Regions from separate parts of the Homo sapiens genome. Here region 1 is linked to region 2. A link is an interaction called in ENCODE POLR2A ChIA-PET data of the cell type or tissue named here. Cell type or tissue: Panc1. All regions are shown on one strand. Links, peaks and the distances in the headings refer to the core of each region. The heading gives the core; the rest is flanking DNA. Region 1 overlaps TINAGL1 (tubulointerstitial nephritis antigen like 1). Region 2 holds the start of LOC105378623 (a long non-coding RNA gene).

Region 1 (9,898 bases), core at 1,774-5,773, 200 kb before region 2:
CTTTCTTTCTTTCTTTCTTTCTTTCTTTCTTTCTTTCTTTCTTTCTTTCTTTCTTTTTTTGTGAGACAAAGTCTCGCTCAGTTGCCCAGGCTGGAGTGCAGTGGTGCGATCTCAGCTCACTGCAACTTCCACCTCCCGGGTTCAAGCGATTCTCCTGCCTCAACCACCCGAGTAGCTGGGGCTACAGGTTCCCACCACCACACCCAGCTAATTTTTGTATTTTTAGTAGAGACAGGGTTTCACCCTGGTGGTCAGGCTGGTCTCAAACTCCTGACCTTGTGATCCGTCTGCCTTGGCCTCCCAAAGTGCTGGGATCACAGGCGTGAGCTGCCACGCCCAGCCTAGATACTGATTTCTTCAGTCCAGCTCTCAGTGGGCAAGCTTGTTTCTCCATTTCCTTATTTTTTTAATTTTTATTTTATTTTTATTTTTGAGACAGTCTTGCTCTGTTGCCCAGGCTGGAGTACTGTGGGATGGTCTTGGCTCACTGCAAACTCCGCCGCCTGGGTTCAAGCAATTCTCCTGCCTCAGCCTCCCAAGTGGCTAGGATTACAGGTGCCTGCCACCATGCCCGGCTAACTTTTTGTATTTTCAGTAGAGACAGGGTTTCACCATATTGGTCAGTCTGGTCTTGAACTCCTGACCTGGTGATCTGCCCGCCTCAGCCTCCCAAAGGAGGACTGCTTGAGCCTGGAAGGTCAAGGTTGCAGCAAGCCATGATCGTGCTACTGCACTCCAGCACTCCAGCCTGGGCAACAAAGCGAGGCCCTGTCTTTAAAAAAAAAAAAAAAAAAAAAAAAAGAGCCAAACTCAGACTCTCTTCTGGCCAGGCTGGAGCACAACATCTGGGTGAGAGGTGACAAGTGGGGCCGCAGCAATGAGTTGGCCTCTGGAGTCAGACCGACTGAGATCCATTCCCAGATCTGTCCCATCCTTCTTTGTCCCCCTGTGCCAGTCTCCAGGCCTCACAGAACAGTTTTGGCTCCAAAGAGTAAGACACGAACTCACAGCAGGTGCTCAGGTCTGAGAATCTGCACAGGTGGCTTCTCTCCACTACTCCTCTAGGCTGCAGCAGGGGGAGGTGTGGACTCAGCCACCAGGGGGCAGGGATGCTGCGGAGGTTGACACTGCTGAGATTGGTGCTGCCAAGTGAACATCCACATTCATTCGCTTCCTCCATCCTCCAGCAAACGGGTCTGGTGTCTCTTCCATGCCCAGTATAGTTTTAGGCAACACTGAGAGCAGAGAGAGTGAGGCACAGCCCTGCTCTCAGAACCCCACATCAGGAAGGGTATGGACAGCTCCCATGCTGGACTATGAAGGAGGAAGTGGTGTGAGAGTGGAGTCTCGATGATGGATGAGGGCTGTCCTGGGGAGTCAAAAAGGCTTCTCAATCCCAGCACTTCAGGAGGTGGAGGCAGGAGGATCACTTGAGCCAGGAGCTCTGAACCAGCCTGGGCAACATAGTGAGACCCCATCTCTAAAAAAAAAAAAATTTTTTTTTAAATTAGCCAGGTGTGGTGATATGCCTGTAGTCCCAACTATTTGGAAGGCTGAGGTAGGAGGATTGCTTGAGCCTAGGAAGTTGAGGCTGCAGTGAGCCATGATCCTGCCACTGTACCACTGTACTCCAGCCTGGGTGACAGCGAGACTCTCTCTAAAAAAAGAAAAAAAAAAAAAAAGCTTCTCAGAGGAGGAGGCTTTTGAACTTGACAAGATGAGCAGTGATTCGGCTTGCACTCTGCAGACCCTAGCACCTCCCTGCAGCCCCAGGCCAAGCCCACCTGAGTGTTACATAACCCCCACCACTGCCCCTCCCCTCAGTTGCACCTTCATCAGCAAATTCTGCAAGCCCCAAACTTCAGATCCAGGCTGTTTGTGCACAGAACTGGAGGCCAAAGAGCCTGCTTGGGTACAACCTGAAGAGTGGCTGTGTATACACCCAGACAGCTTAGAAAAAGCTCCGGCTTTGGAGTCTGACAAATGAGGTTGCCCACGACTTCCTAGCAATGTGTCCTCAGGCAAGTCACTTCTCTTCCCCCACCTCAACCCCCACCCCCCAGCCTCAGTCTCCTCCCTGTAAAAAGGAGGTAATAGCAGCCCTTACCTACAGTGCGTATCTTCAGCATGGCTTTCCTGGGACCCATCTCTCTGATGTGTCCACTGGCATATTCGGTTTACCATCTCATCCCATCCCATGGTGGGAGCCAGGCTGCAGCCCCCTGGAGCAGGAAGCAGGATGCTTCCCTAGAAGTCCTCTTCAGACTCAGCCTTGTTTTACTTTGGAAAGATACTGGCTCGGGTGTTGGTGTCAGAGCCCCCGGATTTTCATAAAGTGGGGTCTGCATCTAGCTCCAGCGCTTACCAGCAGTGTGACTTGACAAGTCACATCCCCTCCCTGAGCCTCCATCTCCTTATCTGTCAAATGGAGGTTAAGAGTTGTTCCTAGCTGTTGTGGACCCATTTCTGTCATTTTGATGCAGGGGAGGCAGGCCCCAAAGTAGGGTTTAGCCCACTGAGTTCTTGGCTTTGGCCAGGAAAGAATTCAAGGGCAAGCCAAAGGTAGAAGAAAATGGCTTTATTGAAGAGGAGTGTCACAGCTCCGTGACTGCTCCTGCAGAGTAGCGCTACCCCGTAGGCCAAAAGTAGCAGCTCAGGGCAGCTTTGCAGTCACAATTATACCCACTTTAAATTGCACAAAGATTAAGGGGCAGTTTATGCAGAAATTTCTAGGGAAGGGGTAGTAATCATTGAGGCCCCAATCCCTGGAATTAAGTCTGTCCTCCTACCTTAATCTGTTTGGCATTCCTCCTTTCCCCTGGATCCTCCTTCTTTGAGGATCTCCTCTCCTAAACACTGGTTTGGCAAGGACTGTCATGATTTCCATGACCTTGTCCCTCAGCCACAGGTGACTGTCCCACAGGTGGACACCTGACTGGAGTGTGGCCAATCAAAAGACTTCTCTATTTTGAATCAGTACTGAGAACATGGCTGTGGATTGGGAGGCTCAGGAGTTGTCATTGGCCACAAATCCTTCCTCATGGCAGAGTTAGACAGAAAGGCAGAGAAAAGAGAGGCAGAGTGAGACAGAGACAGAGAGGGTGTGTCCTGGCAGTTTTTGGGTCCCTGGTTCCAGCTGTGCCTGGACCCACTTGCCCTCCTCACAATTTGGAGGTTTACCCCTCTCGTAGAGTCTGAGAGTTGTCTCACTTGTTGACATTGGGTTTCTAGGCATACACTTCCTCCTAGGAACGAGGGTAGGATCGAAGGAGCTAAAGTGAGTGAAGCACATAGTCCAAAGCGTGGCTCACTGCAGGCTCGGTAGGCATGAATTCCTTTCCCTTAATGGGCACCAGGCAGGGATGGGGGTTTGGCAAGATCCCAAGAAGATGTGAGGCATCAGCACTTGTGAAGTCATGTAACTTAGCAGCCCCTGGGAGATTAGAGTTAGGTGCCTCGGGACCCCCGCAGAGCCCCACAGGGGGCCAGAATGAATGCCCAAGTGAAATATTTGGTGGTCAGGAAAGGATGGAGCTGAAAAAGAAAAAGTCGCTGCCCCATCCGCCTGTAGGAGGAGAAGTTGTTGACAGATACTCCCTCTGTGCCAGGTGTGTATGGAGGAGTCCCCGGAGATCCAGAGGATGGGTGCCAGGAAAGGCTTTCCAGAGGGGGGACATTTGAGCTGGGTTTTGAAGGATGAATAAGAGCTTGCCAGACAGGGAAAGGGCTTGGGGAAGGACATTGGAATATCACTATTAATCTTAATACAGAGCTGATGAGTGTGAGGATTTAGGTGACTTGGGTTTGAATCCTGATGCAATTATTAAATGTACGACATTCAGCAACTTACTTGCTTTTCTCTATGCTTCTGGAAATAGTTTTTTGTTTTGTTTTGTTTTTTGGGTTTGGGGGGGCTTAAATGAGACAATGTATGTAAAGCATTCAGAACAACATGCTGGCAGAAACCTATGGTTAAGCACTCAATGAATGTTTAGCTCATTATAAAAAGCCTTTACATTATCAGGTCCAATCTCTTAAAACAATCATCGCTGTTGCTGTTACCATTTATTAAGCCCTTAATGAGTTCCAAGTACTGAGCTAAAGGCTTAGCATGTTTTGTCTCATTGAATCCTCCCACCAACCCCAGGAGGTAGGTGAGTACTACTGTCCCCCATTTAAGTTGGAAAAACCTGTCCAATAATACACACAGCCGGACAGAGTAGGGGTTCAAACCCAGCTCTGTCTAACATCCCACACCCTTGGCCCTGGGAAAGGGAAGGACTGGCCCCATGACACACAGCAAGGGGCTGTGGGACCAGGGTTTCTTTAGGGGCAGATTCAGGGGCAGTAATCGGGTTTGGGGTGCTTGAGGTAAGCCTCGCTCTTTATAACAACACTCCCATGCCCAACATCGGAGGAGCAGGAGTGGCTGGTGGAGGTGGCTGAGGCCCCGGCTAGGGCATCTCCAGCCCTATCTGAACCCTCGTCCACTGCAGAACTGGCCCAGGTGGGCCTGGGCTTGCTGGCCCCAGGAACAAGGCTAAGGAGGGGCCAGGCTGACCCCCTACTGTCAGAGACCTCTGAACCACAGCAACTCCATCTTGAATAGGAGCTGGGTAAAATAAGGCTGAGACCTACTGGGCTGCATTCTCAGACAGTTAGGCATTCTAAGTCACAGGATGAGATAGGAGGTCGGCAAAAGATAGAAGTCATAAAGATCTTGCTGATAAAACAGGCTGTGGAAAGAAGCCGGTCAACAGGTGCGGTGGCTCATGCCTGTAATCCCAGCACTTTGGGAGGCCGAGGCGGGCGGATCACGAGGTCAGGAGATTGAGACTATCCTGGCTAACACAGTGAAACCCCATCTCTACTAAAAATAAAAAAAAATTAGCCTGGTGTGGTGGCGGGCATGGTGGCGGGCGCCTGTAGTCCCAGATACTCGGGAGGCTGAGGCAGGAGAATGGCATGAACCCGGGAGGCAGAGCTTGCAGTGAGCTGAGATCGCACCACTGCACTCCAGCCTGGGCAATATAGCAAGACTCCATCTCAAAAAAGAAAAAAAAAAGAACCCGGCCAAAACCCACCAAAACCAAGATGGCACGAGAGTGACCTCTGGTCGTCCTCACTGCTGCACTCCCACCAGTGCCATGACAGTTTACAAATGTCATGGCAATGTCAGTAAGTGACCCTAAAAGGGGAGGCATGAGTAATCCACCCCTTGTTTAGCAGATAATCAAGAAAGAACCATAAATATGGGACACCAGCTGCCCTTGGGGCTGCTCTACGGAGTAGCCATTCTTTTCTTCTTCTTTTTTTTTTTTTTTTTGAGATGGAGTCTCGCTATGTTGCCCAGGCTCAAGTGCAGTGGCACCATCTCAGCTCACTGCAACCTCCGCCTCCCGGGTTCAAGCGATTCTCCTGCCTCAGCCTCCTGAGTAGCTGGGATTACAGGCCCACACCACCACGCCCGGCTAATTTTTATATTTTCAGTAGAGACGGGGTTTCACCACATTGGTTAGGCTGGTCTGGATCTCCTGACCTCGTGATCTGCCCACCTCAGCCTCCCAAAGTGCTGGGATTACAGGCGTGAGCCACCGCGCCTGTTGGCCGGCTTCTTTCCACATCCTGTTTTATCAGCAAGATCTTTATGACTTGTATCTTTTGCCGACCTCCTATCTCACCCTGTGACTTAGAATGGCTAGCTGTCTGAGAATGCGGCCCAGTAGATCTCAGTCTTATTTTACCCGGCCCCTATTCAAGATGGAGTTGCTGTGGTTCAGAGGTCTCTGACACTGGGGGGTCAGCCTGGCCCCTCCTGACCGCGGGAACCGCCCGCCTTGGCCTCCCAAAGTGCTTGGATTACGGGCGTGAACCACCGCGCCCTGCCGGAGTGGCCATTCTTTTATGCCTTTACTTTCCTAATAAACTTGCTTTCACTTTACTGCAGAGATTCACCTCTAATTTTTTCTTGCACGAGATCCAAGAACCCTCTCTTGGGGTCTGGATCTGGACCCCTTTCTGGCATCAACACGGGTCCGCAGCGCCAGGGCGGGCGGAGCTGGAGCCGGAGCCTTAGCCTCAGCCTTGAGACCCGGCGGGCCGCGCCCGACCGTCCCCGCCCCCCAGAGCTTCCTTGGAAGGTACCCGTAGAAAATTCCAGCCTCGCGGGGCCACCGAGCTGCCTCCGAACCGGGTTTTACCGGCGGGGCGGGTCCCGGGGCCACTGAGCGGGTGCGAAGGGGCCGCCGCCCCTTCGGGGCTCCCCGCCGGCCTTGGCTCCCTGGGGACCGGCGGGCGGGCCGCTGGAGCCGGGCTCTGGACGTCCTGGCAAACAGGAAGCGAGACAAAGGCGGCCACTTATCCGGCGCCCGCATTCCTTTCAGGTGATGCCCGTGAGGCCCGGGGGACGCGGCGATCCTGAGGGGCTGCCAGGGGCCCCCGGGGACCTCCCTGCCGCAGTCCCTCGGCGACTGAGGGTGCCCCTGCCTCCCCACTGGCTGGAGGTGGCGGCGGGGAGGATTCCTTGCGCTCGGGGATCCCCCTCCCAGGCACAGGCCCTTGGGCTCCCAGAAAGGAAGGAGCACCAGCCTGGCGTCTGTGCCCGGGGGGACGCAGTGGAGGCTTGGGAGGGGCCTGGAGGTGAAAGAATGGGCCATATCCACTCAGTCATTCCATACATTGGAGGGCCACCCTATACCAGGGTTTCGGTGTGGGTACCAGGACCCACTAATGAAACAGACCATCCCTGCCCTCTAGGAACTTCCAGCATAATGCGGAAGTTCAATAGATCCCAGATACCTGAAATATTGGGTGAAGGGCAGAGTGCAGATGATTTGAGGGAGGGTCTAACCCACGCCGGATGGGGATGGGGTGGCCTGGGCTCCTTGCACAGCCTCTGGCACTTCAGTGACCTTCACAGGCACTGTCTGGAAGAAGGAACCTTGGAGCGGGACAAGGGGTGGGTGGCATGGAAGGGCATCTGGCCCGGAGAGCAGCGTGAGCGAATGTCTGGCAGTCTGCATGTGTACCGGGCATTTGAGAGGCAGCAAGGAGCTGGTGACGAGGTTGGGCGGGTGGGTTCTGATGGCCTTGGAGCCAGGCTGAGGCCTGGCTTATTGTGCTGGCACTGGGAATCTGAGGAGGTGGGGTGGGAAGCAGGCTCAGCTTGGCCCAAGAGCAGGCCGAGGAGAGGCCCCCCTTGCCTGGATGGCTTGGAGAGACTGATCTACAGAGACAGAGGCTCCAGCTTCTGAGGGCTGTGCCCCCCTTGCCTGCTGGGCACTGGCACCGGTTCAGCTGATAGGAGTGCAGGGCTCCCCCTTCAGGCGGCAGCTGACTCAGCGTCTGAAAGGTGGTTCCCACGGTTCAGGTTTCTCTCTAGGGCCAAAGGCCATGCCATCCATGCCCCTCCCCCAAGTGGGTCAGTGCCCAGGGCATTGACAATTAGGGCTGAATGGAAGTTAGGATTTCCAGTCCCCCCACCCCTGCCAACCAGCAACACCTCAGGCAGTCCTTTCTGCTGTCTAACCACTGCCAGCCCAACTTTGGCTTGGCTTTCCACTCCCAGAGGTTCCAAGACACTGTAGTTATCAATACTTTGGTTTTATTTTAAAACAGTGAAAAGAAAAATAAATATCTGAAGAATAAGAATACAGGGCTGGGTGCAGTGGCTCATGCCTGCAATCCCAGCACTTTGGGAGGCGGAGGCAGGTGGACCGCTTGAGCCCAGGAGTTCGAGACCAGCCTGGGCAACACAGTGAGACCCCCCTCTTTACAAAAAATACAAAAATTAGCCAGGTGTGGTGGTGCACCTGTAGTCCCAGCTACTTGAGAGGCTGAGGTGGGAGGGTCACTTGAACCCAGGAGTCGGAGGTTACAGTGAGCCCTGATGGGCCACTGCACTCCAACCTGGGCAACGGAGCAAGACCCTGTCTAAAAAAAAAAAAAAAAGAATACAGGAGTGGGGTGGGGTAGTGGGGCTGGAGACTTGAGGTGTCCTGGCTTTGGTAGTCTTGAGTGGGGGCGCCAGAGGCCTGGGATCTGCAGCTGTGCTCTTCCCAGGCCAGGCCCTGCCCCGTCCCCACTGGGAGGTCTGGGGGCTCCGCCAGTCTCGCCTGCCCGCGGCTCCCAGGCGGGGCGCTGCGTCAGCGGAACCCGCGCCGGGATTAGCGCCCTGGCGCCCGCCTGCGCCCCGGGCTCTGTCGGGCGAGGCTGGGGTCACCGCCCCATTGGGGCCTCTTCCGCCGGCCCTTAGCCTGGATCCCAGGCCGGACCCCGCGTGGTGCCCGCAGCCTCAGTGATGACCCATGTCCTCCATGCCCACGCGGCCCCAGACGCCCAGCACGAAGCTCTCGATGTCGCACTCATTGACGCCGCGCACGATGCGGAAGTGGCCCCTCTCGCCCCAGGCTGGGCCCCAGGAGTTGGCCGCAGTCTGGGAATAAGGAGGGGTGGTGAGAAGGGGAATGGGAGTGGGGCGAGGGGAAGAGGGGGCGGGGAAAGGGTCAGCGGCCTCACCCAGTATTTGAGCGTCCTTCCATCTGGCAGCGTCTCCTCTCCCCATCTGTGGGCAGAGCAGAGGAGGGGGAAGGGAGCTGGGTCTACCTGCTCTCAGGAGCTCCAATCCCGGAAACCTGCCCCATCCAGCCCCCAGTTGCCTTTGGAGGGTTGGGTACACCCTTAGGGCTCAGGCAGGTCTCTGTACCTCTCTGCATCTCCCTCACTCTCACATCTGTAAGTCGGTGCACCCAGGCCCAGCATGGGAGGGGGTGGGGCACCAAGGGGACAAGTGGAGGCAAGGTGAGCAGAAGAGGAGGGAACCTGGGTCCTCCAGAGACCCACCTCCTAGGGGCCAGTTCTATGGGACCACACATCCACCTGCCCTCCCTCACTTGGGGATCCAGGGAGGGGTAGGTGCCAAGGGCCAGAAGGAAGACACTCTGAGAATATGGGTATCTTAGAGACCGCCAATTCCCACCGTAAAGCACATTTCACCGAGTTCATTGAAGTCAGTGATCCTAACATCTATATTCCCTAAATCGGATAGGGAAACTGAGGCCAGGGGAGCGACCTCCCAGGTCACTCGGTGGGTCAGGCAGAGCTGGGACAGGTGCTGAGGTGGGGAGAGGTTGAGAAACTCTTGAGGCTCTCTTCATATTGGAGTTATTTTATCCCAATGTAAGGAAGGAACAGTTCCTAAAAAAGCCTTCAGAGGCTCCCAACCTTCAATTCGACCCAGGGCAAGTCCTTTCTCTTTCTGAGTCTCAGTTTTCTCCCTATTGAAATGATGAGAGCAGTCCTGGCTTTTTAGAGAGGTTGTAAGAACCCAAGGCAGGCTCCAGAGCCCCTAGCACAAACCCTGCTGTCCCAAACCCCCTCTGCCCACACGCCCCTCACCCTGTGATCTTGACTGAGTGGGTCCCATGCCGGCGGTATCTCTCTGGCCTCCCAAGGCTCACTGGCGTGTGGCTGTAGATGCCTCCCTTGTATAGGAAGAAGTCCTCATGCACCTCCATGAGGGCTGTGGGCAGATGTCAAGGTAGGGTCCACTCAGCCCGTTGGCACAGGCACTGGAGCCTGAGTCTATTGAGATGTGCCCAGGCACCAGGGTCCCTCCATACCAAAGCTCTAAGTGCTCCCTCCAGGTGCTGCCTGTGGGAGGGGGGGACCCCTACTCCTGGCCCTACTGGACATGCTGCTGAATGCTGTGCAGGCCACTTGTGCTACTGTGCCCACTCTCAAGCAGGCACAAGCTTCTGGAACCAGGGTGCTGGATAAGGGGGTTTACCTTGGACAGGGCCATTCTCCATCAGCTCCTTCATGATCTCCTTGTCCTGGAGGGCAGGGGATGGACAGAGAGCATACGTCAGGGGTGAGACTCCAGGCTTTCACAACCCTC
Region 2 (9,898 bases), core at 3,735-7,734:
TCAGCTAGAAGACCACTTCCTCCCTGAGGAAGTCAACCCTTCTGCACCCCATGGCCTTGCTTAATTTTCAGACTGTCTGAATTGGAATCCTACCTCCATTAGCTACTAGCTTGGGCAAGATACAGAGCCTCCCTGTGCCTCTGTTTCCTCGCCTATACAATGAAGATAACAGAAGCATTTATATCATTACACTGTCGGAAGTAGTAAATGAGTTGACACAGGGCCCTGCACATAGTAGGGCTCCATGCATATTAAGCATTATGACAATCACTGTCTGCCCCCTGGAGGTCACTTTGGGAGAAGAGACTGTGTCAGCCTGCACAGAGCTGTTACCCCAGGGCCTAAAACAGTGCTACATAAAAGGCACTCCAGAAATAGGTATCTAAATCATTGATTCATTTGTTTCTCTCTGGGTATTTTCCCTTTTGCTATTCTCTCTCTCCCAATTCAAGCAGATTGTTGGTTAGGCAGACAACAGGCTTCCGAGGCTGGCAGGGGAGGAAAGATGGAGTGAATGGTAACTGCAGAGACACCTCTGGCTCTGCAGATGGTGGCCAGAGCCCAGTGACCAAATGACCCCGAGCCGCACTGTGAACCCAACTCCGCAGAACAATTCTTGCCTTTCTAGTAATGCCCAGAAGAAGCAGAGAGAGAGAGATGTCAGCCCCAGAAGGGCCACTCAGAGCAAAAAGGACAATGGGTGTTGCAAGGTGATCCATGTAGAAAACATGCCTGGGAACACACACACATGGACCTACCAAGCCTTAGCTGCACGTACATTTATCTCCCATCCCAGCTTAGACACAGCTCCGGATTGAAGAGAAAGAAAGTTCTACTTCTTATACCCCTAAGTCAATCACACCTGGCGCTCAAATAAAAAGTTCCCTTATGACTCCTCACTGAGAGCCTCTCAGAGCCTCAGTTCTGCCAGTGTAAGGTGAAGGCAGTTCCATCTCTCCTACGATGCTTGTGCAGGTTTCAATCATGATAAAAAGTTCCCAAGGGCCAGGTGAGGTGGCTTACACCTGTAATCCCAGCACTTCGGGAGGAAGAGATGGGAGGATCGCTTGAGCCCAGGAGTTGGAGACCAGCCTGGGCAACAAAGTAAAACCCTGCCTCTACAAAACAATAAAAAATTAGCCATGGTGGAGCCGCATGTGGTCCCAGCTACATGGAGGCTGAGGCAGGAGGATTGCTTGAGGCCAGGAAGTGGAGGCTGCAGTGAGCCACGATCGCGGTATTGCACTTCAGCCTGGGATACAAAGCAAGACCCTGTCTCAAAAAGAAAAGTTCCCAAGGACTTGCTGTGTTACCTCTTTTAATCCTCTCAACAACCCTGTGAGATAAGAACTATGATCTCTGCTTTAAAATAAGGAAACCAAGGCACAAAGTGATTGTGTAACGAGGTGAGTTTGAGTAGCTGGTCCAAGACTGAAGCTCAGGTCTAACCCCAGCCCCCGCCACCCTTCCTCTCTACTCAGAAAAAGAAGGTAATCAGAGGGTGTGACAATGTTTGGTAAACGGCAAAGACTTGCGCTGATACGGGATGACAGAAGGCGGGGCGGGCGCGGTGGCTCACGCCTGTAATCCCAGCACTTTGGGAGGCCGAGATGGGCGGATCACCCAAGGTCAGGAGTTCAAGACCAGCCTGGCCAACATGGTGAAACCCCGTCTCTACTAAAAATACAAAAATTAGCTGGGTGTGGTGGCGGGCGCCTGTAATCCCAGGTACTCTTGGGAGGCTGAGGCAGGAGAATGGCTTGGACCCAGGAGGCAGAGATTGCAGTGAGCCGAGGTCGCGCCACTGCACTCCAGCCTGGGTGACAGAGCAAGACTCCGTTTCCAAAAAAAAAAAGAAGAAGAAGAAGAAGAAGGCGGGGTGGGGAGCGGCCCTGGACAGAGAGGGAATGAGGCATGTGTCGCTCAGCACCGGCCACTGTCCAGTGGAGGTGCAATGCCATGCCAGACAGAGCTGTGGTTCTGCACAGCCTGGCCCAGGAGGGCCTTCGCTGACCCCAGTTGACAGGAAAAGAAGTAGCAGCCCGGCCCCCGGAAGAGGGGGAGGGACGCGCTTAGACGCCGGGAGAGTGCACCTGACTGGTGTCAGGAGGTCCGCGTCAAGTGCCAGCTCTGTCTCTAGTTCTCAGGGTGACGTCTGGCTAGTTCCTCTCCTCTCGGGACACCTGTTTTCCCGCCGGGCTCAAGTGCGGATCAATCAGGGCTGGGAGGCTCCGGGAGCCCGCGCGCTCTCCTAGCTCGGCTCCGTAGTGCCCCCCGGTGGACAAACTGGTGCGTGCCAACCTCAGCTCCGAGAAGAACACCCGCAGGAATCGCCCCTTCCGTCTTCAACGCCTGGCCCTGGGTGCACGGAGGAGGCGCGCACATGCCTCATTTCCAGGGCCCAAGAGGAAGGTGAAGGTTCCGAGGAGATCTGGGCGGGCGAGGAGAATCCCCAGGCTCTGGCTCTGACGCTTGTTTGCTGTGTGAATTTGCACTCACCTTCCTCTCTCTGGGCCAGCTTCCCTATCCCTAAGAAAGGAGTTAATAGGATGAGTCCTGACCTGGGAGCCATAAGACTTGGTTTTCAATGTTAATGAGCTTAAGCAAGTCCCTGCCCTACCCTGGGCCTCAGTTTCCCCATCTTCACAAGTTGAAGGCACCAAATGGCCTCAGGACCCTTCTGGCTCTGACATTCAGTAGTCTAAATGGCAACAATGTGTTTAGGAGAATTAAGAGGAGGTGCAAGTGACCCCAAGAAGAGTTTCTTGAGGTCTGGGAGATGATTTTGACTGGGTCAAAAAGTATTAATATTTATAATTATAAATATTATATCATGGGGCCTCTTTTGTTGACAATGCCCTGTGGGATGCCTTTGGCTGGGGACAAGTCCATCAGTGTATAAGAGCCGCTCACACCAGCTAGCAAGAGCAAATTGCTAAAGTTTCAGGCATTTTGCAAGAGGGCTGTTTAACAGTCATTGCTAAAAATTAAATTGTATACTGGGCACAGCAGCTCACACCAGTAATCCCAGCACTTTGGGAGGCTGAGGTGAGAGGAGGATCACTTGAGGCCAGGAGTTCCAGATCAGCCTGGGCAAAATAGTGAGACTTCCATCTCTTAAAAAATCATAATATCAGGCTGGGCAACATAGTGAGACCCTGTCTCTACAAAAAATTTTAAACATTAACGGGGTGCGGTGGCGCATGCCTATATTCTCAGCTACTCAGGAGGCTGAGGTGGGAGGATTGCTTGAGCCCAGGAGGTCAAGGCTGCAGTGAGCTGTGATCATGCCACTGCACTCCAGCCTGGATGACAGAGTGAGACCCTGTCCCCAAAAAATATATATCATCATAATAAAAATTTTAAAATTAAATTGTATACATTTACAATTAAATAAATTATATTAAAACAAAGATATTAAAAATCATCACTTCCTAATTATTTTACTATATTTCACTATTATCTATTCTCTTGAGTTTACCTACATTTATTTTTTTTTCATTTTTATTTATTTATTTATTTTTGAGACAGAGTCTTGCTATTGCCTGAGTGGCACCATCTCAGCTCACTACATGGAGCTGACTGGCACCATCTCAGCTCACTACAACCTCTGCCTCCCAGGTTCAAGCAATTCCCCTACCTCAGCCTCCCGAGTAGCTGGGATTACAGGCGCACACCACCATGCTGGGCTAATTTTTGTAATTTTAGTAGAGACAGGGTTTCACCATGTTGGCCAGGCTGGTGTCGAACTCCTGACCTCAAGTGATCCACCCACCTCGGCCTCCTAAAGTGCTGGGATTACAGGCGTGAGCCCCCGCACCCAGCCCTACATCTGTTGTTATCTGTGTAGTGGAATTATGACATAATGATGTGCTTCTGCACATCTCTTCCTAACTCTTGGCTCCATAACATCGTGGCAGCAGCTTGAATCAGCCGAGTGGGGGTATTTACACCACAGAAATTGGTAAACAGCATATGGGGGCCAGGGAAAATTTTCCCTTTTGCCCTCTGAAGGTTCATGGAAAAATCAACTCACAAAAGGCAGAAAATTGGAGACAAAGCATACAAAAGTTATTATTAACATGTACATGGGAGCCTTCAGCATGAAGACCTGAAGAAAAACAGAAAACTATTCGTTTTTATGCTTAGGTTCAACAAAGTATGGACAGCCATGTAGAAATATGACTGGATGAAAAGGCTATGATCAAATGCTAATAGACTGAGTGAGGAAGCCCAGCAAGGACTTCTGCCTGGATTCTTCCTGGCCTCTCTGAGCATTCATTCCTTCCTTCTGAATATGGGGCAGGACCCACTCTAGAATGAGGATCTTATGACCTAGAGTCAAGGTAGGTAAGATAACTTCTTTTCACACAGAAAGGTGGAGGAAAATCCAGAGTAATGCTTTTAGGTTTTACGGCTGGCTTCGGGGGAAAAGGGGTTTGTTTTCCGTGAAATGTCTTGGGGAAAAGGGATGCTAGCCTTGGGGAAGAGAGATTCTAGTTTCTATGGCTAGCCTCAGGGGAGAATGGAACAGAAAGACAAGAGGACAGGAGAAGGTCAAAGAAAAACTTTTGCTTCTGAGGCCTTCATTTTGGGGTATTGTTGTCTGAGTCCTGATAGGTACAAATAAGGAACTGATTTGTTGTTTTGTTGACTTTCAAGACTAAAGAAAGTGATAGACAAAATGTTAAAAGTGCAAATTAAACTTAATAGTTTGTCAAGTCTGGTGCTAAAGCTGAAAGAAGTTTCTGTTTAATGAATATATCTGTAGAAGGGTGAAAAATATTATAACAGTAGGTTGGGTGCAGTGGCTCACGCCTGTAATCCCAGCATTTTGGGAGGACAAGGCGGGTAGATCACTTGAGGTCAGGAGTTCGAGAGCAGCCTAGCCAAGATGGTGAAACCCTGTCTCTACTAAAAATACAAAAAAAATTAGCTGGGGGTGGTGATGCACGCCTATAATCCCAGCTACTCGGGAGGCTGAGGCATGAGAATCACTTGAACCCGGGAGGTGGAGGTTGCAGTGAGCCGAGATCAAGCCATTGCCGCCTGGGTGACAGAGCGAGACTCCGTCTCAAAAAAAAAAAGAAAAATATTTTAACAGTAGATCCTGTAGCACATTTAATGACAATAAATTTATTAGGAAAATAATTAGCAGATTGGTATCTATGCAATTCAATTTCAAATTTTGGTTGAATTGCAACCATAGGATGGCTACAGATATGAGTTTGGCAAAAATTAATGAAACCATTCTGCCAGAATCAATTGGCTGTATGGAATTTACTATCAAGTGTTTGTATATGGACCAGCATGGTGCCTCCCATCCATAATGCTAGTGCTTTGGAGACCCATGTGAGAGGTTTGCTTGGGGTTAGGAGTTTGAGGACAGCCTGGGCAACATAGCAAGACCTTGTCTAAAAAACAAAACAAAACAAAACAAACAAACAAAAAAACTGTTTAAATGATCTGGGTGTCATGGTACGAGCCTATAGTCCCAGCACTCAAGAGGCTGAGGCAGGAGGATCACTTGAGCCCAGGAGTTCAAGGCTGCAGTGAGCCATGATCGCCCTACTGCATACCAGCCTGGGTGACAGGGTGAGACCCTGTCTCAAAAAAAAAAAAAAAAAGGAGTTTGCATATTGTGTCATTTGTAAGTTAAGCTGTGTGCTACACAGCCTTTATTTATTTTTTTGAGACAGGGTCTCACTCTGTCACCCAGGCTGGAATGCAGTGGCACGATCTCAGCTCATTGCAATCTCCATCTCCCGGGTTCAAGAGATTCTCCTGCCTCAGCCTCCTGAGTAGCTGGGATTACAGGTGTGTGCCATAATGCCCAGCTAATTTTTGTTTTTTTAGTAGAGACTGGGTTTTATCATGTTGGCCAGCTGGTCTCGAACTCCTGACCTCAAGCCATCTGCCCGCATTGGCCTCCCAAAGGGCTAGGATTACAGGCACGAGCCACTGTGCCTGGCCTACACAGCCTTTATATCAGTAAAATTTATAATAAATATATGTCCATATATAACCTATACATTTGGATTTTTGAGAAACTAGTTTTCAAATATTTATTGTCCAGCAAACCACTGGGCAATTCCAAGCTTAATAAAGTCCTTTCAAAGCACATTTCTTATCAGGAAAGCCATCTCCACTCCACTAGGGGATGTACACAGAGACAAACAACCTCAAGCTTCCACTGGGGATACTCCAGGACACATGTAAGCTCCACGGCTTTGGAGTCTGTCATATTCAAAAATGACCATAAAACCAACACATTTAGGAGATTTGCGGCACTCTCTTCTCTTTGATGTTTTCTAATTCAAGTGCCTTAAATAAGGCCCTTTGACTACAAGGAACAGAAACTGTCTCAGGCTAACGGAAAGAAAAATCAGGCGTTATCATAAGGATTGGGGGAGCAATTGTGGCCCCTTGTGGAGCTGGATGGCTTCTGGAGCTCAGCACTTTCCCCCTCTTCACTGCCTCATTCTTCTCTACTCCTGTAGAGAGCTTTCTGCTTCTTTTCTTCTGTGTAAACCGCAGTGAATGTGAAGGTGGCTGCTTTACAGTTCCCAAGATTACCTGTTCTCAGTTCAGGGGCCAGTCCCAGCCAGTGGAATGCAGATTCCCAAGCCCCAGACAAAGGACCTGATTGGCCTACTTGGATCAGATAGGCATTCCTGGATCAGTCAGTCTCAGTTGCTTCTGAGGCCTTCATTTTGGGGTATCCCCTCCGGGAAGCTGGAGGGGCAGGAGTCAAAGCATACAAACATGGCCTCAGGGGCCATACCTAGTAGGGAGCGGCAACTCTCAGAGAAGGAGGGTGGGGCTCCCGAAGGTTTGTAATGTTGAACTAAGTCATAAATGAGGCCCGCTGCGTGCCCAGAACACACACCGGCAGAGCAGGTTTCCTTGCATTCTCACCATTGAGAAAGCCCTCTATCTAGGCTGGGTAACCAGCTGCCGTGTGGACTGTCCATTATCTGACAGTGTATGCTATCAGTGAAAATGCCTTTATTACATATTTGACAATTTTGTCTGTAAAAAGGTAAAAAGGACTATCTCTCATGCAGACATCTTCCAAATATTGTGACTGTAGTGAAAGAAAATCATCTGTTCCACCAGCCAAGTGACCATCCTGGGGACTCCTGGGACTGACCACGGACCCCAGTCAAAAAGACGCTGCATCATAATCACCTTTTTTCATCATTTCACAGAGGACCTGAGCTCCTCAGGGGCAGACCCTGGAACCACTGGGTTCACAGTGCCTGGCATGCCCAGTACAGTCACATCAACAACTGACAGACCATGCTGTCTACAGCAGGTTAAAATTCCGGCTTCCTCTCCTACTAGCTGTGATCTTGCTCAAGTGACTTAACTTTTCTGTGTCTCAGCTTCCTTACCTATAAAATGGGGATAAAAAAATATTACCTACTTCAGGGCCGGGCGCGATGGTTCACGCCTGTAATCCCAGCACTTTGGGAAGCCGAGGAGGGTGGATCGCCTGAGGTCAGGAGTTCGAGACCAGCCTGGCCAACATAGTGAAACCCTGTCTCTACTAAAAATACAAAAAATTACCTGGGTGTGGTGGCGGGTGCCTGTAATTCCAGCTATTCTGGAGGCTGAGGCAGGAGAATCGCTTGAACCTGAGAGGCAGAGGTTGCAGTGAGCCAAGATCGCGCCACTGCACTCCAGCCTGGGCAACAAGAGCAAAACTCTGCCTCAAAAACAAAAAACAAAAAACAAAAAAAATTATCTACTTCATAGGGTTGTGGGATTAAATGAGTTAGTATTTATAAAGTGTTGGAACAGTGCCTGGCACAGGTAAATGTTCAACAAGTGTTAGGTTTTTTGTTTTTTTGTTTTTGTTTTTGTTTTTGTTTTTGAGACGGAGTTTCGCTCTTATTGCCCAAGCTGGAGTGCAATGGCTCGATTTCGGCTCACTGCAACCTCCCTGCCTCCCGAGTTCAAGCGATTCTCCTGCCTCAGCCTCCTGAGTAGCTGGGATTACAGGCATGCACCACCACTCCCAGCTAATTTTTGTGTTTTCAGTAGAGACGGGGTTTCACCATGTTGATCAGGCTGGTCTCAAATTCCCGACCTCAGGTGATCCGCCCACCTCGGCCTCCCAAAGTGTTGGGATTACAGGCGTGAGCCACCGCGCCCAGCCAGGTATTATTATTGGCATCTTATCCCCAGCTGGGTCCCTGCAGGCTGGCTGCGGAGTGGGTGGAAGAGCTGGCATTGCCCTCTCCTCTATCCTCCATGGCCAGCCCAGCAGGTAGGCTAGTGTGCATTTGGGGGAGGGACTGTGTGGAGCAAGAGGGTGGAGGAGACCCTGGCAGCCCGAGAGAGGGGTGAGTGTAATGGCCCTGTGCCCTGGTGGGATGCCTGGACCCACCCAGCTGGGAGGAACTCTGGCTGTAGGTGAGGCTCTGTGATACTGGGGCTGATGTGACTGTATGTGTCTGGGGTGGAGAGGTGGGTGTGCCCTCAGTGGTGATGGGTCTAGGGGTGTGAATGTTTGTCCCTGGATGAGTGTGTCTCTCTAGCAGGATGGTGTCTGTGGGACTGTGAGTCTCCAAGGGAATGGCTGGAATGTGTTAGGAGCAGAGCTAGCTAGCATCATTGGTGTGAAACCAACCTGTGCGGTCAAACAGAGCCCTCAGAAGGGCCCTGCTCTTGGTTTAATGATCTGCTGTCATCATCTTGAAATTCTTTTTTTTTCTTTTTTTTTTTTTTGAGAGGGAATCTTGCTCTGTAGCCCAGGCTGGAGTGCAGTGGCGTGATCTCGGTTCACTGCAAGCTCCGCCTCCCGGGTTCAAGCGATTCTCCTGCCTCAGCCTCCTGAGTAGCTACGATTACACGTGCACCGCTATGCCCGGCTAATCTGTATAATTTTAGTAGAGACAGGGTTTCTCCATGTTGGCCAGGCTGGTCTTGAACTCCTGACCTCAAGTGATCCACCTACCTTGGCCTCCCAAAGTGCTGGGATTATAGGTGTGGGCCTTATCTTGAAATTCTTAATAATTGTTGAACAGGGGCTCACATTTTCACTTTGCACTGGATCCTGCCAATTTTGTAGCCTTCTGTGTAGGGGCTGTGTGTGTATGGTCCACCATGGGCCAGCTGCAGGCCTCTGCCCTAGTCTCTGATGCCACGTATGTGGTGAGGATATGTGGGTGAGGTCGTCCATGTGGATGTGTCTGGATGTGTGGGTGAGATCATCTGCATGGATGTGTCTGGGGGTGTGGATGAGGTCGTCTGTGTGGACGTGTCTGGGGATGTGGGTGAGGTCGTCCGTGTGGATGTGTCTCGGGGTGTGGGTGAGGTCATCTGTGTGGATGTGTCTGGGGGTGTGGATGGTGAGGTCATCCGTGGGGATGTGTCTGGGTGTGGATGGTGAGGTCATCCGTGGGGATGTGTCTGGGTGTGGATGGTGAGGTCGTCTGTGTGGATGTGTCTGGGTGTGGATGGTGAGGTCCTCTGTGGGGACGTGTCTGGGTGTGGATGGTGAGGTCCTCTGTGGGGATGTGTCTGGGTGTGGATGGTGAGGTCCTCTGTGGGGATGTGTCTGGGTGTGGATGGTGAGGTCGTCTGTGTGGATGTGTCTGGGTGTGGATAGTGAGGTCTGTGGGGATGTGTCTGCGTGTGGATGGTGAGGTCCTCTGTGGGGATATGTCTGAGTGTGGATGGTGAGGTCATCTGTGTGGATGTGTCTGGGGGTATCGATGGTGTGGTCATCTGTGTGGATGTGTCTGGGGGTGTCGATGGTGTGGTCATCTGTGTGGATGTGTCTGGGGGTGTCGATGGTGTGGTCATCTGTGTGGATGTGTCTGGGGGTGTGGGTGAGGTCGTCTGTGTGGTTGTGCCTGGGGGTGTGGGTGAGGTCGTCTGTGTGGAT

What was found. ChIA-PET counts read pairs that join two places held together with the same protein. Peaks named below come from ENCODE experiments on the same cell type or tissue, not always from the same donor. Only the 100,000 strongest peaks of a DNase experiment are listed, where the experiment ranks them.
Region 1: POLR2A ChIA-PET joins it to region 2 with 6 read pairs; 2 of 35 experiments call an interaction of 5 or more read pairs at or near these places.

Annotation. Positions count from the first base shown.
Region 1 is chr1:31,585,375-31,595,272 of GRCh38, reverse strand. TINAGL1 (tubulointerstitial nephritis antigen like 1) reads right to left here. Exons shown (of 12, transcript NM_022164.3): 9 at 9,788-9,833; 10 at 9,397-9,520; 11 at 8,518-8,563; 12 at 7,587-8,434. The coding sequence ends at 8,294. Among named protein-coding and RNA genes, the nearest start is that of TINAGL1, 14 kb to the right of the region's middle. RefSeq lists a silencer at 1,096-1,165. In Panc1, for the core only: no CTCF peak of the experiment used is centred there; no DNase peak of the experiment used is centred there; H3K27ac peaks cover 1,474 bases.
Region 2 is chr1:31,387,187-31,397,084 of GRCh38, reverse strand. LOC105378623 (a long non-coding RNA gene) reads left to right here and starts at 7,255. Exons shown (of 3, transcript XR_947141.3): 1 at 7,255-7,318. RefSeq lists a silencer at 2,089-2,383. In Panc1, for the core only: no CTCF peak of the experiment used is centred there; no DNase peak of the experiment used is centred there.